2 separate regions of the Mus musculus genome follow, and region 2 is linked to region 1. The links are chromatin loops, found by intact Hi-C in ENCODE. Cell type or tissue: heart. All regions are shown on one strand. Links, peaks and the distances in the headings refer to the core of each region. The heading gives the core; the rest is flanking DNA. Region 1 holds the start of Icam4 (intercellular adhesion molecule 4, Landsteiner-Wiener blood group). Region 2 holds the start of Raver1 (ribonucleoprotein, PTB-binding 1).

The links. Hi-C counts contacts between places; a loop is a spot of excess contacts. Peaks named below come from ENCODE experiments on the same cell type or tissue, not always from the same donor. Only the 100,000 strongest peaks of a DNase experiment are listed, where the experiment ranks them.
Region 2: a loop joins it to region 1, with 2.2 times the contacts of the local background. A loop is called at or near these places in 8 of 42 quality-filtered maps.

What each region holds. Positions count from the first base shown.
Region 1 is chr9:21,024,946-21,036,709 of GRCm38, forward strand. Icam1 (intercellular adhesion molecule 1) reads left to right here. Exons shown (of 7, transcript NM_010493.3): 3 at 599-913; 4 at 1,367-1,654; 5 at 2,133-2,390; 6 at 2,487-2,735; 7 at 2,826-3,869. The coding sequence ends at 3,001. It overlaps Icam4 (intercellular adhesion molecule 4, Landsteiner-Wiener blood group), which reads left to right and starts at 4,487. Exons shown (of 3, transcript NM_023892.3): 1 at 4,487-4,878; 2 at 4,992-5,297; 3 at 5,437-5,651. The coding sequence starts at 4,509. The coding sequence ends at 5,549. It overlaps Icam5 (intercellular adhesion molecule 5, telencephalin), which reads left to right and starts at 7,093. Exons shown (of 11, transcript NM_008319.2): 1 at 7,093-7,266; 2 at 8,142-8,411; 3 at 8,550-8,870; 4 at 9,602-9,889; 5 at 10,099-10,353; 6 at 10,449-10,697; 7 at 11,249-11,491; 8 at 11,571-11,764. The coding sequence starts at 7,185. It overlaps Mir1900 (microRNA 1900), which reads right to left and starts at 7,383; the gene lies at 7,306-7,383. In heart, for the core only: CTCF peaks have their summits at 4,714 (motif pointing left), 5,988 (motif pointing right) and 6,205; DNase peaks (open chromatin) are centred at 4,656, 5,976, 6,546, 8,446 and 4 weaker places; H3K4me3 peaks cover 4,822 bases; H3K27ac peaks cover 4,720 bases; H3K27me3 peaks cover 6,382 bases.
Region 2 is chr9:21,086,506-21,098,269 of GRCm38, forward strand. Raver1 (ribonucleoprotein, PTB-binding 1) reads right to left here and starts at 5,494. Exons shown (of 13, transcript NM_027911.4): 1 at 5,254-5,494; 2 at 3,745-3,811; 3 at 1-209. The coding sequence starts at 5,472. Gm38431 (predicted gene, 38431) reads right to left here and starts at 5,503. Exons shown (of 17, transcript NR_038081.2): 1 at 5,254-5,503; 2 at 3,745-3,811; 3 at 1-209. In heart, for the core only: no CTCF peak of the experiment used is centred there; DNase peaks (open chromatin) are centred at 4,236, 5,556 and 7,171; H3K4me3 peaks cover 2,940 bases; H3K27ac peaks cover 1,958 bases.

The DNA of each region.
Region 1 (11,764 bases), core at 1,676-9,675:
TTTTCCCAAACAGGGTTTCTCTGTGTAGCCCTGGCTGTCCTGGAACTCACTCTGTAGACCAGGCTGGCCTCGAACTCACAGAGATCCACCTGCCTCTGCCTCTCAAGTGCTGGGATTAAAGGCCTCTGCCACTGCTGCCCAGCCTGGGATCCAGGGATTGAATTTGGGTACTTAGGTTATGTGGTAAGCACATTTACCCACTGAGCCATCTCACTGGCCCATTTAATTTAATTTAATCTTATTTGTGGGACTGGGTATGCAACCCAGGGCTTCCTGTCTAGTAGGCAAGTCCTCTAAAACTGGGCCACCACCCCCTCAACCTTCCGCACACCCAGATACATATATATTCCTACTTATTTGCAGTCTCCTGATGATAGATTTTGGAGTGTATTTCAACCTCTCAGCTACCGCTGCTGGGAATGGTTGACGATCCTTGTGCAAACACTCCTGACCTCCTCCCTAGCTTTCCCCGAAGCTCTCTGCATTCCTGGCTGCTTACGTGGTGGGGCATGTTTGGGGGAGACTGAAGTCTTCAGGCAGGTGTAGGTCTGTCTACGGCAGTCCAGCTTACAGGATCCCCAACCCCGTTTCCTTGCAGCGTTTCCGGAGAGTGTGGAGCTGAGACCTCTGCCAGCCTGGCAGCAAGTAGGCAAGGACCTCACCCTGCGCTGCCACGTGGATGGTGGAGCACCGCGGACCCAGCTCTCAGCAGTGCTGCTCCGTGGGGAGGAGATACTGAGCCGCCAGCCAGTGGGTGGGCACCCCAAGGACCCCAAGGAGATCACATTCACGGTGCTGGCTAGCAGAGGGGACCACGGAGCCAATTTCTCATGCCGCACAGAACTGGATCTCAGGCCGCAAGGGCTGGCATTGTTCTCTAATGTCTCCGAGGCCAGGAGCCTCCGGACTTTCGGTGAGGTCCTTCACAGCGGGCAAGTGGGTTCTTGGGAGGAAGAAGACCCCAGCAATGGGGGAAAGGTGCTGAGAAGATAGTAATCCAGATAGTGGGAGTTTTGGGGATGGTGAGCTGGCTCTGTGGGTAAAGGAAGGGACTTGCATCCAAGCTTGATGACCTGAGTTCAATTCCCAGCTTCCAAAGGAGAAACTGACTCCTGAAAGTTGTCTTTTGACCTCCACAAGTGAGTCACATACATATATACACAGCAAATAAATGAATAAAAAGAAAGAAAAAGGGTGGTGTGTGGGGTGGACCCCAGAGGTCCAACTCATACTGAGTGGCAGCCTCCAGGATCACAAACAACACTTCTTTTGTTCTGCGGCCCTGGAGGTGGCTGGGCAGTTGCTGTTAAAAAAAACAACCCAGACCCCGGAACTCCACTTGCTCATGCCTGTCTTCTCCCCCAAGATCTTCCAGCTACCATCCCAAAGCTCGACACCCCTGACCTCCTGGAGGTGGGCACCCAGCAGAAGTTGTTTTGCTCCCTGGAAGGCCTGTTTCCTGCCTCTGAAGCTCGGATATACCTGGAGCTGGGAGGCCAGATGCCGACCCAGGAGAGCACAAACAGCAGTGACTCTGTGTCAGCCACTGCCTTGGTAGAGGTGACTGAGGAGTTCGACAGAACCCTGCCGCTGCGCTGCGTTTTGGAGCTAGCGGACCAGATCCTGGAGACGCAGAGGACCTTAACAGTCTACAGTAAGAAGGGGCGGGGCTTAGTCCAGAGATAGCGATGTTGAGACCTGACTGACCCCAATGGAGGGGTACTAAAGGGGTAGGACTGACAAGGGTGGGCCCTTCGGGGGCGTAGCCTAACTTGGTAGCTCATTCAGGAGTAAGGACTGGCACCAGGGGCACGACTAGCGCCTGTGGTGGCACTTTCAAGAGAGAGAACTGAAGGGAGGCTTAGCACTGCTTTAATCCCAGCACAAGGGTGGCAGAGGTAGTAGGTAGAGTCCTTATGAGTTCCAGGCCAGCCAGGGCTACACAATGAGACCCTGTCTCAAAAAGTGTGGGGCTAGGCCTTTCAGAAGGCCTAGTTTCAGCTAGGCCCAGTTCCTGGATGGCCAGTGCTGGAGATTGGGGCTGACACTAAAGGTCCATCTTGTACTTGAGGCTGAGTGGTCATAGGCGGGGGTTTGCACTGGGCGGGGCTCACGGTGTGTCCCGCTCCCAGACTTTTCAGCTCCGGTCCTGACCCTGAGCCAGCTGGAGGTCTCGGAAGGGAGCCAAGTAACTGTGAAGTGTGAAGCCCACAGTGGGTCGAAGGTGGTTCTTCTGAGCGGCGTCGAGCCTAGGCCACCCACCCCGCAGGTCCAATTCACACTGAATGCCAGCTCGGAGGATCACAAACGAAGCTTCTTTTGCTCTGCCGCTCTGGAGGTGGCGGGAAAGTTCCTGTTTAAAAACCAGACCCTGGAACTGCACGTGCTGTGTGAGTTGGCTGCAGTGCTGAGTGATAGTCATTTCCTACTGCCCCATGTGCCTTCGGAGCTTTCCCTGATCTCTGTCTCTGACACTATTTCTCCAGATGGTCCTCGGCTGGACGAGACGGACTGCTTGGGGAACTGGACCTGGCAAGAGGGGTCTCAGCAGACTCTGAAATGCCAGGCCTGGGGGAACCCATCTCCTAAGATGACCTGCAGACGGAAGGCAGATGGTGCCCTGCTGCCCATCGGGGTGGTGAAGTCTGTCAAACAGGAGATGAATGGTACATACGTGTGCCATGCCTTTAGCTCCCATGGGAATGTCACCAGGAATGTGTACCTGACAGTACTGTGTGAGTATCCCAGGATATAAGGCTGGATGAGGGGTGGGCTAGGTGCCAGGGCCTCAAGTCTCACCATTCCCTTCTGTCTCTACCACACAGACCACTCTCAAAATAACTGGACTATAATCATTCTGGTGCCAGTACTGCTGGTCATTGTGGGCCTCGTGATGGCAGCCTCTTATGTTTATAACCGCCAGAGAAAGATCAGGATATACAAGTTACAGAAGGCTCAGGAGGAGGCCATAAAACTCAAGGGACAAGCCCCACCTCCCTGAGCCTGCTGGATGAGACTCCTGCCTGGACCCCCTGCAGGGCAACAGCTGCTGCTGCTTTTGAACAGAATGGTAGACAGCATTTACCCTCAGCCACTTCCTCTGGCTGTCACAGAACAGGATGGTGGCCTGGGGGATGCACACTTGTAGCCTCAGAGCTAAGAGGACTCGGTGGATGGAGCAAGACTGTGAACACGTGTGACCCGGACCCACCTACAGCCCGGTGGACCTTCAGCCAAGAAACGCTGACTTCATTCTCTATTGCCCCTGCTGAGGGGCTCCTGCCTAAGGAAGACATGATATCCAGTAGACACAAGCAAGAAGACCACACTTCCCCCCGACACAGGAAAGCTGAGACATTGTCCCCAACTCTTCTTGATGTATTTATTAATTTAGAGTTTTACCAGCTATTTATTGAGTACCCTGTATATAGTAGATCAGTGAGGAGGTGAATGTATAAGTTATGGCCTGGACCCTGCTGCAGATGCTGTGAGAGTCTGGGGAAAGATCACATGGGTCGAGGGTTTCTCTACTGGTCAGGATGCTTTTCTCATAAGGGTCGACTTTTTTCACCAGTCACATAAACACTATGTGGACTGGCAGTGGTTCTCTGCTCCTCCACATCCTGGAGCGTCCCAGCACCTCCCCACCTACTTTTGTTCCCAATGTCAGCCACCATGCCTTAGCAGCTGAACAATCGAGCCTCATGCTCATGAAATCATGGTCCCAGGCGGCTCCACCTCAAAGAGAAAGCCTGGAAGGAAATGTTCCAACTCCTTAGAAGGGTCGTGCAAGCTGCTGTGGGAGGGTAAGCACCCCTCCCAGCACAGAAACCTTTCCTTTGAATCAATAAAGTTTTATGTCGGCCTGAGTGTCTTGTGAGTTTGTGTACAGTCATCACATCAGTTAGGCAAAGCCCTAAGGACTGCCGACTCCCATAATGCCTCAGGGTTGTCTGGTAACCTAACCCTAACTCTGAGTCTGTGGATCAGGTTGGTCCCCACCCCCACCCCCTTTCTTTTTTGAGACAGGTTCTCTTTGTGGCCATGGATGTCCTGAAATCTGCTATGTGGAATGGGCTGGCCTTGACTTCACAAAGATGGGCCAACCTGTCTCCTGAATGCTAGGACTAAATGACAAAGCCACTGCCATGTCTAGTAAAATCTACGTTAGATAGACAGGGTTTCCCAGTGTAGATCAGGATGGCCTTGAACTTACAGAGATCTGCCTCCCTGGGAGTGCTGGGATCAAAGGCATGTGCCATCACCAAGCGTTATTTTATTTTTTAATTTTTAAAGACTTCTTGGGGCTTACGTAAAAACTAAAGAGCAGGTCCAGAACTGTGCAATGGCTTTTGGTTGATTGTAGGGTCTGATGGGAGGGGAGGCAGGTATCTTCATCAGGGCCGGCCGAGGCCCATTCTGGGGCGTGGCCAGGGTGCCTTCTTATCTCCTGCGGCCAGCCTAAACTCCCTGGCGTTCCGCCCGCACTTCAGCGCGGGCTTTGTGCCATGGAGTCTGCCCTTCTGCTCCCGTCGCTTTTGCTGGTGGCTGCCTATCCGAGGGGTGGGAGCCCCCAGCAAGAGTGGATGCAAAGTCCTCCCGCGCCTTCCGTGACCTCAGCACCTTTCTGGGTGCGTCTTAATCCAGAGCTAGAGGCCGTGCCTCCCGGGGGCTCAGCGTGGCTTAACTGCAGCCACAACTGCCCCCTGCCGGTGCATTCCAGCCTGCGCACCCAACTGCGGCAGGGAAAGATAGTTAATGGATCCGGCTGGGTATCTTACCAGCTACTGGATGTGAGGGCCTGGAATTCCAAGGTGCGCTGCGTCGTCACTTGCGCAGGAGAAACCCGAGAGGCCACCGCCAGGATCACTGCTTACAGTGAGGGAGACCGGGGCTCAGGCCGGGCTGGGGTGAGGGGAGAGGGGTGGAGGAAGCGGATAGATGGTAATTGCTTTAAGGGGTGCCTGTGGGCCTTATCTCTCTTGCCTTAGAACGGCCCAGAAGCGTGATCTTGGAGCCTCCGGTCCTAGTGGGCCACAAGTACACTCTGCGATGCTATGTGACACACGTGTTCCCAGTGGGATTCTTGGTGGTGAGCCTGAGAAGAGGTGGCCGAGTGATTTATCATGAAAGCCTGGAGCGCTTCACCGGTTCAGATTTGGCTAATGTCACTTTGACCTACGTGATGCGGGCCGGACTCAACGACCTCTGGCAGCCACTCACCTGCCATGCGCGCCTCAATCTCGACGGGCTAGTGGTGCGCAGCAGCTCGGCACCTGTTATGTTGACAGTCCTCGGTGAGGCATCCTGTAATCCCAGGGAATGGGTGCGGGAGAGGGGATGTTGCCACTCCAAGGGGGCCTGCAGAACAGGCGTGGGCTCCACGCTTGGCGGTCCTCAGACCTCCTAGTTCCTGATTTTCACTCCTGCCCACAGCTTTAAGCCCAGCCTCTATAGCCTTGGCCTCTACCTCCATCGCAACCCTGGTGGGGATCCTCCTGGCTGTGGGGGCTGTCTACGTGCGCAAGTACCTGGCTGTGCAGACTTAGTTATAGATCTGTTTTCGATGCCTGACAAGAGGGAGGGGAAAAGAACTTCAGAGTAATTAATTCAGAGACTCTTATTGAAACAATAAAGTCTTCCTCCTCAGTCTCTGCCTTACGGTTCTTGGAGAAAGTGGTTTCTTTTTTAAGGTACCTTACTTTTTCCAAATTCCTTACGTAGGGGCTGAAGATTAGTAGATTAGAGGTAGTACTGGAGGAAACAACACCTTGAAATTTCTCCTTCAAGGCCAGCATGGGGTCCTAGAACCCGAGTTCCTCTGCGTAGAGTTTTGTTAGCTTTATTTGTGCGGGGCAGAAAGACTAAACTGACCTCCCCTCCAGGGCTGACTCTTGGTATGGCTTTTTCTGATTGGCTCCGCTGATACAGGCCGGAGCTCTGATTGGAGGCTAAGTTTCCCTTCTCCTCCCTCCTTTTCCACTACGGAGCCTGTGCGTTACTAGAGAAGGCCAGCGGGTGGAGCTAGACCTGATTCCCCAAGGTTATCATTAATTGGGGGGGGGGGGGGAGGTAGAAACACTCGAGTAGGCGGGGCCTTCTTCAAGTAGTAGAGGAAGCGGCTAACTAGATAGGAAATCTAGCATAGCAACAAGTTAAGAGATGATTGTTCAGGCCACGTGAGCTGTCACAGACTTGCTTCCTGGCGTTGTGCTTGTTGTCTCCGAGTCTGGTATGTATGTAGAGAGGGATGTCAAAGCTGGGGTCAAAGTGTCCCCAGTTGATCTTTTGGTCCAGCGTGAATTGCAGAATCTCGCACTAGTTACCCAGTAGAGGCGGCCACACTCCTGGCGAGGAGGGCGCAGAAGCTCTGCTGAGAGACTAGACACACAACAGCGTTGTAGACACATTCCCGCTGCACTCTGGGTAAATAAAGATCGGGTGCCGGAGTCGACTCTAATTTAGAAGCCTGCGAACGCTGCGCACACGCACACGTGTCCGAGTCTTGCTGGCACTTGATCCCCCTCTTCCTTCGCCGCGTGCGCGGAGGAGGTCTTAGGGGCGTGGCTCCCATACTTAGCCTGCTGGAGGTCAAAACGAAACCTCAGTTAAGGAAGGCATCCTCACATTCTCCTCTTAGAACCACATTTCCTGCATACTATTGACTCCCCAAGCTAATACAAGCAACCTCTCCATCCACCCTTGCTCAAACAGGCGCTGGTGGGAGGGACCGAGGATGGGCGTGGCTTGGAGACCCAGCGCGTTGTCTCAGACTCTATACCTATGGTGGTGGGTGTTTGGGCAGGGCCTCTCAGCATCCCTTCCCTCCTTCGCCAGGGATGACGCGGGAGAGCGTGGTCGCCCCCAGAAGGCTTTAGATCATTAGGCCGACCTCCATGTAGATCTTTCCCCCACGGGGGACCGCTCTTGCCTGGCTAGCTCGCCTGCATTAAGGCCTGGAGAAGCCCAGTGCGCGCTCGCCTCCTGTCAGCTCGCCCCCCATCACCGCCTCTGTCACCGCCCCCTCCTTAGAAACCAAGTTACCAACGTTTAAACCAATCCCTGGGCGCAATTCTGCCACCCCCACACTCCACCCGCTGCGCTGCGCGGTCCTCCCAGCCCCGCTCTCCATCACTCGCGCTCCCCTCGCCTTCTGTGCTCTCCCCTCCCCGGCAGCGGCGGCAATGCCGGGGCCTTCGCCAGGGCTGCGCCGAGCGCTCCTCGGCCTCTGGGCTGCCCTGGGCCTGGGGATCCTAGGCATCTCAGGTAAGAAGAGCCCGCCGGCGGAGCCAGGTGGATAAGGCGGGGGCGGAATTGAAGGACCAGAGAGGGCGGCCCGGGTGTCCCCTCCAGGCTCCGCCCTCTTCTAGCTTCCCACGCTTCTGCCACCACCTGGAGCTCCGGGCTTCTCCCTGTCCTTCCTCCACCCCAACACACCTCGATCTTTCAGATCGGAACCCAGCACCTTTTCTGAATTCGGGGTTTTGCACCCAACCTGGCTCAGGAGACACTGTGGCTCTCCTGTTCTCTCCTGCTCTGTCGTGTCCTATGGTTCACAGACTAGCATCATCCCTATTTATGATCCTCAAAGACCCTATCTCCTCAACTGTCATAACTCAGAGGCCCTGTTTCCCCTCCACCTGGAGCCCTGGCAACCGGCTTTCTAGGGCTTTCCTCACGGTTCCTTCCCGGAATCTAACCTTGTGGCTTTCTGTCCAAGTTACTCAAGTTTGGGGACAATCTCCTTTAAGCCTTTGACTCAGTCTCTCATTTCTACTTTGCTTTCGCCCCCAGCCTCGGTGTCTCTCCCCCCCATTTCCTGACGACCTGTCAGGGTCTTAAGAGTGACTTGGTTCCCCATCCCCCCAAATTGGAATCTCCTCCTCCTCACTATTGATGTGTTCATCTGAGACCCCATCCCTGCACCGAGCTTCCCCATCTCTGCCATAGGCAGCAAGGCTTCCAGAGACGCCCCTCTAAGAGTGCGTCAGTCCCGAATCTTGAGTGGGATGCGGGACTCCCGTGCTATTTCTTGGCGGTGGTCTTTCCTCGTCCTTACAGACACCCCTGGTTTGGGAGATGGGGGCCACTAAGATTTCAGAGATGGGGTCCCTAGGCTGAGCCCGCGTTTTCCTGGGCAGCGGTCGCGCTAGAACCTTTCTGGGCGGACCTTCAGCCCCGCGTGGCGCTCGTGGAGCGCGGGGGCTCGCTGTGGCTCAACTGCAGCACTAACTGTCCGCGGCCGGAGCGCGGTGGCCTGGAGACCTCGCTACGCCGAAACGGGACCCAGAGGGGTCTGCGCTGGCTGGCTCGGCAGCTGGTGGACATCCGAGAGCCTGAGACCCAGCCGGTCTGCTTCTTCCGCTGCGCGCGCCGCACACTCCAAGCGCGTGGACTCATCCGAACTTTCCGTGAGTACAGTGTGGACACGCCCCTTGGGTCCCTGGACCTCCCCCTAAAGCTCCGCCCACCCGTTCTCTGGTCCTCCTTCCTAGGCTTGTCCTGAGAGCACTACAGCTCGCTAAAGCCCAGGTTTTGGTCCCTTGCAGAGCGACCGGATCGGGTAGAGCTGGTGCCGCTCCCTTCTTGGCAGCCAGTGGGCGAGAACTTCACCTTGAGCTGCAGGGTCCCGGGAGCAGGACCCCGAGCGAGCCTCACATTGACCCTGCTGCGGGGCGGCCAGGAGCTGATTCGCCGCAGTTTCGTAGGCGAGCCACCCCGAGCGCGGGGTGCGATGCTCACCGCCAGGGTCCTGGCACGCAGGGAGGACCACAGGGTCAATTTCTCATGCCTCGCCGAGCTTGACCTGCGGCCACACGGCTTGGGACTGTTTGCAAATAGCTCGGCCCCCAGACAGCTCCGTACCTTTGGTGAGTATGGACCCTAACTGACAGGTTTTAAGTTTAGGGCAGCGGGGCGTAGTGTAGTGGTGTAGGCCCTAAGTCTCAGCCCAAGCAGAACTAAGGCGGAACTCTTGTTCATTTAAAGTCCAGTCTGGTCTACATAGCCAGGGCTGCATAGTTAGATCCCCAAAGGCTTAGCAGCTTCAACACAAGTACTAACTTAAGTGCTTTCTTTTTTTTTTTTTTTTTTTTTAAAGATTTATTTATTTATTTATTTATTATATGTAAGTACACTGTAGCTGTCTTCAGACACACCAGAAGAGGGCGTCAGATCTCATTACAGATGGTTGTGAGCCACCATGTGGTTGCTGGGATTTGAACTTCGGACCTTCGGAAGAGCAGTCGGGTGCTCTTACCCACTGAGCCATCTCTCCAGCCCAAGTGCTTTCTTCTGTGGTCTTTTTCTTTATGCATTTATTTATTGAGAGAAAAAGAGAGTGTGTGTATATGCGTTTATGCACATGCCACAGTGCATGTGTGGAAGTTAAAGGATAAGTAGGAGTTTAGTTCTCTCTTTCCATCATGTAGGTCCTGGGGATCGAGTCAAGTCAGGCTTAACAACAAGCACCTAAACTTGTGGTGCCATCTCGCCCGCCCTTCTGTATTTTTAGGATGAAACCAAACAATGCATGCAAATTGGCTTGTCAACACTGAATGCTTAGTTCATAAACTCAAATCCTGTTCTTTGTCCGCCCCAGCCATGCCTCCACATTCCCCGAGTCTTATTGCTCCCCGAGTCTTAGAAGTGGACTCAGAAAGGCCGGTGACTTGCACGTTGGATGGACTGTTTCCTGCCCCAGAAGCCGGGGTTTACCTCTCTCTGGGAGATCAGAGGCTCAATCCTAATGTGACCCTCGATGGGGACAGCCTTGTGGCCACTGCCACAGCTACAGCAAGCGCAGAACAGGAAGGCACCAAACAGCTGATGTGCGTCGTGACCCTCGGGGGCGAAAGCAGGGAGACCCAGGAAAACCTGACTGTTTACAGTAAGGGGAATCCAGGGGGCCTTCATTGGCTGGGGCTGGAACCAGAGTCTCACAGAGGCGGAGCCAATAAAGTGGGCGGGGCGTCTACACCAGAAAAAGCAGGGCAGGAGAGTTCCAGGGCAGGAGCAGGTAGAAGCTGGAAATGAATAAATAGAAGGGGTTGAGTTACCTGAGTGGGGAGTGAACCCCACCCAATTCTCCGCCCTCAGGCTTCCCGACTCCTCTTCTGACTTTGAGTGAGCCAGAAGCCCCCGAGGGAAAAATGGTGACCATAAGCTGCTGGGCAGGGGCTCGAGCCCTTGTCACCCTGGAGGGAATTCCAGCTGCGGTCCCGGGGCAGCCCGCTGAGCTCCAGTTAAATGTTACAAAGAACGATGACAAGCGGGGCTTCTTCTGCGACGCCGCCCTCGATGTGGACGGGGAAACTCTAAGAAAAAACCAGAGCTCTGAGCTTCGTGTCCTGTGTGAGTGGATGCTCACCCTATCTCTGTGACCTCCAAAGCCCCTATTACCTGCTCCATCTTTAACCTTATCTATCTCCTCTGCCTCGTGCCCGCAGATGCACCTCGCCTGGATGACTTGGATTGTCCCAGAAGCTGGACGTGGCCAGAGGGTCCAGAGCAGACCCTCCACTGCGAGGCCCGCGGAAACCCTGAGCCCTCGGTGCACTGTGCAAGGCCTGAGGGCGGGGCGGTGCTAGCGCTGGGCCTATTGGGTCCAGTGACCCGTGCCCTCGCAGGCACTTACCGATGCACAGCAGTCAATGGGCAAGGCCAGGCGGTCAAAGATGTGACCCTGACCGTGGAATGTGAGTCGGGAGAGGCATGCATGCCCAAGTTCACCGAGTTAGGGGAGACGGGCCTATACGGACAGGAAAGAAGCTGGATTCTGCAGGGATTGGGAAAACACTGAAGGGAAGTGTAGGTGGGACTGTGGGACTGGGTACAGTCTGGCAAAAACAGGCAGTCAAGAGAGTGTACCGGGGAGTGCTTTGTGGGGATCAGTCAGCAGCATCCTGAGACCTCAGGAAAGGGGCCTGATCACCTGAAGTGATGGCCAGAACCCATGTGAAGGTGGGAGGAGAGAACGCCTACCTTTTCATGCTTTCCCACACACATATCGTACAGAGTAAATAGAAAAGTAAAATGGTACATGCCAGAGTGAGAAGCTGTCTCCCGAAGGCATAGAACAGTGGTAATGCACGCCTTTAATCCCAGCACCCTGTAGGCAAAGGCAGGCACATCTCTGAGTTTGAGGCCAGCCTGGTCTACAGAGCAAGTTCCAGGCCAGCCTGGTCTACATAGGGAATTCCTGTCTCAAAATAAACAAACAAAAAACCAAAACCAAAGTCCATTCCAGATGCCCCAGCGCTGGACAGTGTAGGCTGCCCAGAACATATTACTTGGCTGGAGGGAACGGAGGCATCGCTTAGCTGTGTGGCACACGGGGTCCCACCACCTAGCGTGAGTTGTGTGCGCTCTGGAAAGGAGGAAGTCATGGAAGGGCCTCTGCGCGTGGCCCGGGAGCACGCCGGCACTTACCGATGCGAAGCCATCAACGCCAGAGGATCAGCGGCCAAAAATGTGGCCGTCACGGTGGAATGTGAGTAGGGGTGACTGCAGAGAAGTCCGCACCCGCATCCTCTGTCCTCTATGTCAACTCTTATTTCCCTGCTTCCTAGATGGTCCCAGTTTTGAGGAGTTGGGCTGCCCCAGCAACTGGACGTGGGTAGAGGGATCTGGAAAGCTGTTTTCCTGTGAAGTTGATGGGAAGCCAGAACCACGTGTGGAGTGCGTAGGCTCGGAGGGTGCAAGCGAAGGGATAGTGTTGCCCTTGGTGTCCTCAAACTCTGGTCCTAGAAACTCTATGACCCCT
Region 2 (11,764 bases), core at 1,387-9,386, 61 kb after region 1:
GTACACTAGGAAGCAGCGCTCCAGGCTGCCAAAGGGCCGCACCAGCTCTTCAAATTGTGCCTGTGTCAGACTAGGTGGTAGGTTGGCCACGCACAGCAGAGCATCGGTAGGCTGCAACTGAACTGACAGCTCCCGCTCTCGAAGGCGGCTCTGGTGGAAGGTGTTGATGGCAGCTTCAGCCTGCTCCCCATTCAGCAGAGTCACAAAAGCTGTAGGGTAGGAGAGAAGCTAGGGTCAGAGTGACCTGTCTTTCTACCCTGGGCCCTCTAAACCAGGTGTGAATAGAACATCTACTACTGGAAAGCAGAATCCAGTCAGCTGGAGCCTTGGATTTCCACCAGTCCCTCCATAACACATATGTGCCTGGTACCTGTGCAGACCAGAAGATGGTTTTAGAGTCCCTGGAACTGGAGTTATAGGTGGTTGTAAACCATGATGTGGGTGCTGGGCATCGAACCTGGGTTCTCTGGAAGATCAGCCGGTGCTCTCGGTCACTGAACCAACTTGAGCTCCAACCCCAAACTCTTTTATTTTTAAAAAGATTTACTTGTGTATTTCATGTATATGGGTACTTTATCTGCATGTATATCTGCATACCAGAAGACAGCCACAGACAGGCATGAGCTGCCATGTGGGTGCCTGGGAACTGAACTCAGAACTGTTGGATAGGAGTGAGTGCTCATAACCATTTCTGCAGCCCCTAAGCCCCAAACTCTTAATGGTTCTGGCTTCTTAAAGGTCAAATGGGAGTCGGTTAGCCCTCACACCCACCATCTTTGGTGGAGAATCAACAGAACCAGATCAGTACCCAAGAGCCAGGCTGTGGCTGTGATCCCAACATCTGCAACATGGGCCAGGAGAACAGAGTTCAAAGTCAGCCTGGGCTATAAAAACCCAAGGGCTGGGATGAGAACAGCTCAGTTGGTAGAGTGTTTGCCTAGCATGCATGAGGCCTTGGGTTCTATCTTGTGGAATGGCAGCACACACCTGTCACTTCAGCACAAGACTAAACCAGGGTTATCAGAAAATCAAGGTCATCTTTGGGTACATTGTGACTTACACTGTCTCAAAAAACACAAATGAGACCTGAGGCTGGAGTTAAAAGTGTTCATCTTTAGCACCACAAAATTAAAAAACAAAACAAAGATAAGGACTAAGGATGTACTTAGGCAGTAGAGCACTTTCCTAGCATTCAAGAAGTCCTAAATGAAATCTCTAGTAAACCACACACGCACATGTGCGCTCACACACACTCACACTCACTCACTCACACACTCACACACACACACACACACACAAGAATACAACAAATACTCACTCAGTAGTTGGTCTCCAGAGCCGTGTTCTGCCCCTCTGGTCTCCTCACTCACAATCCTTTTCACAGCCACAGGAGCCTTGTTCAGAGACCCTCCTGAGGCAGCCCAGCTCGGGTGCTCCCAGCTCCCCTAACAACACTCAGTACTGCTTTCTGGTGCCTGCCGGGCTCCTCCTGCCTGAGCTCTGCCCACTTACTTACCTGACTGCCCTACCAAACCTAAGCTAGTTCCTCTCTTAGATCCTGGCTCTGTACCCCTGTGCCCCTACTGCTTTTGATCCCATAACCTCATTTTGCCTTCTTCCTGCCTTTCTGAAGGCCTCATGTACCTCAGCCTGTCCTCAAGTGTATTATGTAGCCAAGAGTAGTCTGATCTGATGCTCTGCCTCCAACGTTAGAGCACAACTTTCAAAACAGCTTTACCCACTGGGCCATCTCACTTGCTCCCAGGATGGTATTTGCTTACTTGCTTTCTGCTTCCTTTTTGTTTGTTTGTTTGTTTCCTGGCTGACCTGAGCTAGATTTATAGGCCAGACTGGCCTCAAATTCAGAGATCAAGCTATCTCTGCAGTCCAAGTGCGAGGATTAAAGCTGTGTGCCACACCCTACCATGTTATTTTCTAAAAGGGACTTAAATATCCTTGGCTTTTGGTATGCTCCAAGCCCTGTGGTGGGATGACTGCACCAGGTCTGCTTTGTTGATACCTAGACTCTTTTTCTTGCATGTGTATGAGTATGGTAAACAGGCATACATGCATGTTTACAGTGAGTGTACGCACAGGTATAGGTAGAAGTTGTCTCTTATTTAATGCTTGCTAATTTGGCTAATCTACCTACCCAGCTTGTTCAGGAGACTGGCTCCACCTCCCACACACTTCTATTACAAGTGGGTCATCATGCCAGCCCACCCAGCATTCCTGTAGCTGCTGGGGTTCCAACTGCAGTCCTCATGCTTATCTGACAAATGCTGAGCCATCTCCCCAGCCTTCAGCAGCTGTGCTCTAAGTAGTCTGTGTCAGGCACACTCAGTCTGCATCCACTGCTGTTACTCCTATACAATCCCATAGAGTAAACACAGACCAAGATTCCAACCTGTGACCACGCCTCCAATGGCCAGGATCTTAACCACTGCCTGGCCTGTCAGGTAGGTGTTAGAAGGGGCACATTCCTCTCCACATTAAGTTGTCAGAAGGTGCTCCATGGTCTAAACACCTGGCACAATGCAGGAAAGCATAGACATTCACTGATGGCCTTCACAGGGGAAGTCAACGCTGCCAAGTCTTACCCCAAGGGCATAGGGCTGAGCACTCCATACAGCCTATGGCAGAGTAGGGTGCCCAGTGGGCCTGGGTTAGGAAGAGACAAGTAAGAGCACTGGGGAGCTGAGCACACTGACACACGGATCACAAGCCTTGCACTTTGCAAGCGGAGGCAGGGGGGTGTCTTGATGTTTAAGGCCAACCCACTTATACAATAAATTTAACTCTAATCTGGGTTATATGAGACTCTGCTTTAAGTAAAACCTAAAGTCCAAAACCAAAAATGGGGCTGGAGAGATAGCTCAGCACTTAAAGAGTACTTGCTGCTTTTGCAAGGATGGGGTTTGGTTCCCAGCACCAACACGGCAGCTTATAACCCTCTTTAACTCTGGTTCCATGAAATCTGGTGCCCTCTGCCAGCCTCAGTGGGCACCAAACACGCAAATGGTGCTCAGGCAAAACACCCATACACATCAAATAAAGAAAACTACAACATAAGAAAAGGCAAAGGAGTGGTACAAGCTAAAGGAATGCTACAAGCTTTAGGATACTGGGCACACCATGAACCCCAGAACAATCTGGGCTACAGCCTAAATCCATGCCTCAAAGAAAGGAAAGAAGAAGGCTGGAAAATGGAGTCTGCTGCCATACCTAAGCCCGAGTTCCAGCCCCAGACTCTCATGAGTATATGCATGCTCTCCTATGCACCCGTCATCACAGCCCTCCTCATAGTCTAAGATAGAACTGCCCAGAATATACAGCAAGACAGAACCACGAGAGATCCTGCCTCAGCAAGGGGAAACTGACTTTAGAACATTGTCCTCTAACTTCCACACTAGCTGCCTATGCTAACACACACACACACACACACACACACACACACACACACACACAATAGATAAAGGAACTGACAAGGGTGGGTGGTGCCTGCCTTTAATCACAGTACTCAAGAAGCAAAAGCAGGTAAGTGGATCTCTAGGAGTTCAAGGCCAACCTCAGCTTCATGTGAGTCCCCGCCTCAAAAAAATTAAGACACGGACAGACAGAACAAGGATCTGCTTCCTCTGACACAACACAGGACCCACAATTCAGAACAGATGCTGAGCCAGGTCCTGTTACCACTGGGGACTGTCATGTCATAATTGCCCTGTCCATCCATGACCCACAAACCTGTCCCTTTGTATTTGTCCACGAAACAGTACTTGAGTTCGTAGTCGCTCAGGAGGTCATGTACTTCCTGCAGAGACACAAGCAGAAGCCGGGGAGTCACTGGGCAAGGCCGCCTACAGGTGGACCCTCCATTCAAGCAGATAAATGAATAGCTGTTTGTCCATACAGCTATCTTCTACAATCTATCTTGTGCAGGGCAAGACTGCAGATTACATGCTAGGAACACCAACAACTCAAACTGCACACCTTCAAGGAGGCTGCCCAACTTGTCTGATTCCCCTGTGCAAGGTTGAAACCGGTCCACAGCTAATTATGAAGCCATTTTCTCCAAGAGGAAAACAGCTGAGGCTGTAAGAAGTGAAACACACAAACTATCATGACAACAGGGGGCATGCTACCCAGGGGTACCTGGCCAGGGCTGTCATGACAACAGGGGGCATGCTACCTGACCAGGGACCCCACTCACTTATCTGACCCTACACTGTGTGGGTGCAGGGGCCACCCAAACTCCCTCATGTTGACAGGGCTGCTGTTTTGAATGCTGGCTTCCAGGGCAAGTTGCCTGGCTTCCTTGCACCAAATGACCTGTGTATGAGCCCAAGGAGATAGGGCTGGCAGTTCCAGATATGCAGGACACCATGCACACAAGTGTCTATTCCTTGTCTGGTCCTTTATTGTGTTCCCCAACACCTCTGCAGCTTCACTAGCCATGTGCCTATAGAGCAGGGGGTACTAGGGTGAGCCAGTGAGCAGACAATTTAGCAGCAATCAGAAAGGGCCTATCCCACCACCACCGGGCAGGGCAACAGAGATACCACTTTCTTGGGTCCAAAGAGCATTGCACACCCTGCTCTACATGGGTTCCCAATAGAAGGGCAGTCCCGGCAGACAAGATTAGCCACAGGGAAGTGCCACAGAATACAACCCCCGCCCCCCACCGCGGCATGTTCATGTCGAAAGGAGACTTCATTTTCCCAAATCAATTCTAGTAGGCATTGAGGGATGCAGCTCCAACTTCCGGGTCTACCTCTAAAAGGTGTCGATTATGCTTGATAAGAAAAGCCATGCTCTTAATTCTGAAACTTCCAGATTTGAGCTCCTGTCACCCGAAGGCAGAGGAGGGAAACAACCCTCTGAATATGCATGGGTCAGTTGGAATCTATTTCAATCAATCTATTCACAGTCTCCCGTACATATTTCAGCAGGGCCACAGCTGCCTGCCCCTTCCAACTACCTGCAACCTTCAACCACTTGGCCTCTCCCAAGTCCGATGGTCGCCCCTAGCAACGTCGACCAGCACTTTAAAGTGTTTTCTTTTTTTTCTTTTTCCTAACCATGCCCTTTCCACTTCGTTCTTAATGTTTCACGACCCTGGGAGAGGATATGACACTGGGGAGAGCCCCCACTCACAGCAGCGTTGGTACCGCCCGGTTTCCACCCCCCCGCCCGCGTGCGCGCGCACGCGCACCGTGGTGTTTCCCGCCACGCTCTCACCCCCACCCCCCATACCTGGTTGGTCACGTCCCCCGGGAGGCCTCGGATCAGTATCTTGCGGCGGTTACGGAACTGGCGCTCAGTGTGTTCCAGGCGTTTCCGGATCTCTTCCGGATCGAGCGGCGGCAACTCTTGTTCGGGCGCCCGGCGATCGACGGTCTCGGGAGTTTCCGCTTCGGCCTCCGCCTCTGGGCTCAGCGGCGGCCGGTGAGTAACGGACACGTCGGCCGCCATCTTGGGAAACCCGGCGCCTTCTGGGACCAGCGAGCTCAGGGCGGAGCGACATAGAGCGGCAAGGAGGTCGCGTGTAGTGATTGGTTGGTGGAAGCCCCGCCTCTCTCCCGGCCCCTTTCAGCGTATTGGCTAGAACCAGCCCCGCGAGCGTTGCCCCCTTCCCCTGACTCTGGGCCATTGAATAAAAGGGCGGAGCTGCAACATGGAGCCGCCTTACAAGGCAGGATTGAGAATAGGCAGGCGTGAATCCCTAACACCGCCTTAAGAGTTGGTCAGGTGCACACACCTGTAATCTAAGCCCTTTAGAGGGGAAGGCAGATCTTATGATGTCATCCACAGTTACAACGGAAATCAAATTCATGAGGATCCTGTCTCAAAAGAGAAAATGAAACGACAGACAAAAATTAGGTGTACTGATGTACGCATGCAATTCCAGCACTTTAGAAATGGAAGCTGCCAGGCAGTGATGGCGCACGCCTTAAATCCCAGCACTTGGGAGGCAGAAGTAGGTGGATTTCTGAGTTCGAGGCCAGCCTGGTCTACAGAGTGAGTTCCAGGACAGCCAGGGCTACACAGAGACATCCTGTCTCGAAAAACCAAAATGGAAGCTGCAGGACTTGAAGTTCAAAGTCATTCCCTACTATACAACTCAAGTTTGAGATAAACCTGATTCAAAAAAGAAAAACAAACAACCAAATAACAACGACAAATGCTGGCATTATTTTCAGCACTCTGAAGGCCTAAGCAGCCTGGTCTACATAGTAAGTCAGGGTTTCAAAAAACAAAGAAAAAAAGGACTAACTGCTAAGCATGGCAACCCCTGAGTTTCATTTCCAGCAGACTTGGTAGGGGTAGTAGAGATAGACAGCACAGGAAGCAAAAAGTTAAACAGGAGCTGGGGAAGGAACTGGCAAAAGACACAAGGAAGAAAAGATCAGCAGTTTATAATGACAGACATGGATCTCTCTAGCACCAGAAAACTACTTTCAGGAGTCTATGGGCAAGTGCTAATGTGTGTGTGTGTTTGTCTTTCATGACAGGGTTTCTCTGTGGCTGTCCTGGAATAACTTACTCTGTAGACTAGGCTGGCCTTGAACTCACAGAGATCCACCTGCCTCTGCCTCCAGAGAGCTGGGATTAAAGGTGTGCACTATCATGCTGAAAGTTTTATTTTAAAGATTTATTTTTATATTTTTTAATGTGAGTACATTTAATGTGTGTCACTCTCTTCAGACACACCAGAAGACGGCATCGGATCTCATTACAGATGGTTGGGAGCCACCATGTGGTTGCTGGGAATTGAACTCAGGACCTCTGGAAGAGCAGTCAGTGCTCTTAACCACTGAGCCATCTCTCCAGCCCTTGAAGGTTTTATTGATCTGGAACTTGATACGGCCCAATCCTCCTCTCAGTCTGGACCTTGGTCTTCCCCTGTCTCAGGACAACTTACCCTGGGCTGTATCTTTGGACGACAGTGTGCTGAGAGACACAGAGGTACTTCTGTTTCTCAAGTGGTAGCAGCCACTCGGGTTCTGCATCCTGAGGGTGTACACTGACGCCACTGCAGTGGTCACCATCCCTAGGGGCATGAACACCCCCATAGTGATGTTGGCCATCCTGGCCTTGATCGGCACAGAGAGACCCAAGTGCATATGTGTGTCCTGGGTTCCTGCTGAACTTGCCCCTGTAGACCGTACAGGTTCCTCCGTTACCTTGAATGTCAGTCACTGTGAGCAAGGTGTTCTTGGGCCAGTTTCCTGGCAGTGATAGGTGCCGTCGTGGTTTAGGTTGACAAGTAATGAGGTACCCCATGCCTGGTGCCCTCATGCCGGAGCTTTGGAGCTCATGGCCTTGGGCCTGGCACTGCAAGGTGTGCTGTAAAACCCTCAAGGTGCACGTGGCCAGGCCCTGCCCCCCTGGCTACTCTAAACGTGGGTTCTAACCGCTGGTGTCTAAATGGCCAGGTGCTTGCCCCAGACAACCAAGCCCTGCCCCAGACAACCAAGCCCTGACCTACAACAGAGATTTAAAAAAACAAAAAACACCAAGATCAGGCCATAGAATCCCACCAATTCCCGAGATTGTCCAAAGATCAGGCCATAGAATCCCACCAAACCGCAGACATCCTGGAAAGCCTCTTTATATAAAGCCTGTCTCCTACTCAGCTCTTAGCTGCTGTCTCCTGAGCAAAGGCAGCCACTCTCTTGTAGTTTTCCCATAAATCTCTTGTATGAGGTTTGTTGTGTGGTATGACTTTGTGGTATTCCTTGACTTCTGACTGCCAAGATGCCTTTCTATCTGAGCTGTAACACTTAGAGTAGGAATCCTACCTTTGTAACACAGAGTGCTGGGGACATTTGGCATGATCAGTCTTGGAGCAATCTATAAAACCACCACATGATCAGACACTCCAGATATCCATAGAAGGATATTAAGGCCAGGGAAGAGTCAAGATTTCCCAAGCAAGGACAGAGGGAGGAGATCTTAAAAGGTCTGAATGACCAACTCAACAGGGCATGCAGGTGGACAGTGGTGCTCTTGTGAGGAGTCAGCCACCCACCTCCAGGGTGGCACTGCAAAAGACATGCCCATTGTCCCTCTTGGTGTTCTGGAGATGAAGCTGAGCCAGCTTCCAAGAGGAGGGGCAGAATAACTTTCCAGCATGACCAGTGTGCAAGTCCCATGGACCATGGACAGCTCTGTGATGTTGGTCCTGCTCAGGCTTAGAATAGGCCCTGGGAAACCTAAAGGAGAAGACATACTTCAGGAACTACTGACTCCATGACCTTCCCATGGCTCAAGCCACACCTCCATTATGGCCTGGCCCTGTCTCTACCCTCATAGGCCCCACCTGTATGGCTTCTGGAGCCCTGTGTCTTTCTTACTGTCAAGTGCTCCCAGGCCTCCATACTTCTGCATTTGAGGCACAGGTTACAGACCATCTCTCCATCTGTTTGACATTTCCCTCACTCTGTCTGGTTGTGGCAGTGGCTTTGGCCTGAGCATGTCCCCATGGCTTTAGACTATAGTGTTGAGCATCTTGTCCACAGCATCATTTGGAGCTGCTTCGGAAGCCAGGAACAGACCATCCAGAAAGCAGTCTTATAAGCCTCCATGTCCCTACCTCCAAGATAGTGGGGGGCTTGGAAGATGTGGAGGACTCACTGGCAAAACTAAGGATAACAATTCACAGAAACAGAGGAGCCCTAATCAGGGTCCTCCTAACCAGGGTCCTTCTCACAAGTCCACCCCAGTGCCACTTCCATACTCATTCTGCCCTTGCTTCTAGAGCTGCCCTGTCCAGGATGTGCTTATACTTCCCAAAGCCTGTGAGGTCTTGGATGTCCACTTTCACGGCTCAGCTAAAACCCACCATCTACAAGCAAGCCCCTGCCTTTACCAACATCTCCAGGATTTCTGGGGGCTGGCAGGGGAATGGAGTGGGGCAGCTCAGTACCCTCAAGGAGCCCCGTAGAAAAGGACAAACACAAAGTCTAGAGACCCCAGCAAACAGGGAGGAAATGGGTGTGCCTGCTGCAAACTGTAAATTGGCCTCTTTCTTTCTTTCTTTCTTTCTTTCTTTCTTTCTTTCTTTCTTTCTTTCTTCCCTTCCTTTCTTCCTTCCTTCCTTCCTTCCTTTCTCCCTCTCTTTCTTTCTTTTGTTTGTTTTCTTTCTTTTTAAAGATTTATTTATATGAGTACACTGTAGCTGTCTTCAAGACACACCAGAAGAGGGCGTCAGATCTCATTATGGGTGGTTGTGAGTGAGCCACCATGTGGTTGCTGGGAATTGAACTTGGGACCTCTGGAAGAGCAGTCAGTGCTCTTACCCGCTGAGCCATCTCTCCAGCCCCCTGTTTTGTTTTCAAGACAGGTTTTCTCTGTGCAGCCCTGGCTGTCAGGAATCTGCCTGCTTCTACCTCCTAAGTGCTGGGATTAAAGGCTTGCACCACCACTGCCCGGCTAATTGCTTTTCTTTCTTTTTAAACATGCTGTCACAGGCACACCCCCAGCCATGACCTACCTGGCCTCTCACAGGTAGTCTAGGCAGGGGCTGAGCCCTGCTCCCAGCTCTTCTCTCCCAGGGGCAGTGTTAGGCAGGGACTCCTGCTGCTCAGCTGTGTCCTCTGCTCCTTTCCAGTTACTCCAGGAAACATTCAGAGGACAAAGGAGAAATTTCCTTTTGTTCCTGCGCCCTGCACCAGGCACTAAGATAAAAGATACTCAGTTTTCAAGGACATCACAGTGGAGGGAAGATGGCCATTTATAGGATTAACATCCATTACTATAAGAAACAAAAAAGAGGCTGGAAGTGGCGCACGCCTTTATTCCCTGTACTCAGCAGGCAGAAGCCGGTGGATCTCTATGAGTTCAATGCCAGCCTGATCTATAGAGTAAGTTCTACAGAGCCAGGGCTACACAGAGAAACCCATCTCCCATCTCAAAAAAACAGAGAGGGCGGGGGCCAAACATTCATCACTAATTTGCTGTGCACCCCTCCATATACTGTTTAGGTGTCAAACAACTTCAAGCAGCTAATGAACCCTCATTACTTTTCCTGCTATAGATGGGAAAACAGATCAGCGAAGTGAGGTGATTTGAACCGACAGAGCCTGAGTTAGAGTGTGTGTCTCTAGCACATCAGAGGCTGAGGCAGGAGGATCACCTGTTCTAGGCTAGTCTGGATTACAGAGCAAGACCTTGCCTCAAACAGCCGAAAAGAGAGACCCAGACTATGGCTCCAGTGGTAGCGTGCTTGCTTGGGACTCATGAAGAGCTGGGTTTCATCCCAGTAACTATTAAACCAGGCCCTCTGGCCATCTCACTATTTCACACACAAATCAATGTAATTTAAAATGGGAGGGAGGAGTGTCGGGGATGGAGGAAGACATTAATCCAAGGGCATCCTTGCCACTGTACACTGAAGTCATTGGCACCTAAGACCTTGTCTCAAAAATGGGGTTGGGAGTGCAGAATCGACAGAGGGACAACTCACAGACATAAATGTCCTAACAGGAACACTCATGAATACACATACATAAACACACATGCACTGGAACATACGGACATTTATAGAGACTCCTACATAGTCATTTACATGGCCACACAAAGAGATGCACATAGACATGAGACATGCACACATGGAAGGCATGCAGTTACACTTTGTACCATATTATATACAAACGCATCGCAGACTGGTCACTGTGTGCAGAGCAATGTGCCTTGCTGTTTGCTGTTCTTTTCTCTCTCTCTTTGTTTTTTTCTTCTAATTTCTTGGGATACGGTCTTGCTGTGCTACTTGGTTTTGAATAGCTGGGCTCAAATAATCCTCCTGCCTTAGCTTCCCCAACAGAAGCATCTACAGGCAATGCCACCACATCTAACTTTCTATTCTTGCCTTTTTGTTGTGAGCCTAATGTTTAATGGCTGAGCCATTTCTCCAGACCCTATTCTCTTGCCTGTTTATATGATTATTATTGGGGGAGGGGGAGGGTTGAGACAGTTTCTCTGTGTAGTTCTGACTGTCCTGGAACTTACTCTGTAGACCAGGCTGGCCTTGAACTCAGAGATCTGCCTGCCTCTGCTTCCTAAGTGTTGAGATTAAGGCATGTACCACCATGCCTGGCTTTATTATTTTATCTTTGAGACAAGGTCTCATTGCGTATCTCTGACTTGCCTTGAACCCACTATAATCATGAGGCTGGCCTTGAACTTACAGAAATCTATCTACTTGCATCTGCCTCCTGAGTGCTAAGATTAAGGGGACGCAGCACTGCACACAGCTTTCATGTTTATAACTCCATTTACTTAATCACCATGGATGTGTGGGTGGGAGTGCAGTGTGTGTGAGCATCAGAGAGAGGTGTGAGGTCCTCTCCACCATGCGAATTCATCCTGAGGACCAAGCTTCAGTTGTCAGGCTTGGCTGCAAGCACCTTTACCTGCTGAGTCATCTCGGTGGCCCACAGATTGCGGAGGCCTCTGCAAACACCAGGGCTGGCAGAGCAATGAACTGCGATCTGAGTGAGGCACGCAGAAATCCAGTTCAACATGACTCAGTAGCTGGTCTTGGTTCAAACTCGAGAGTCTGACAGCAGGCCGTTTATTTTAGGCATTTTAAAGTACAGTACAATATGGAAATGTTTTCTGGTGTAACAAAATCCTGTGGGGACAAGGAGACATAATGACATTGAAACTCTTCTCAACGTGCTTGTCACTTCTTTCGTGAAGATGGGTTCTAAAGATAGGCTACATGTGCTATGACAAGGGCCTGGGGGAAGTTCTGGTGTGA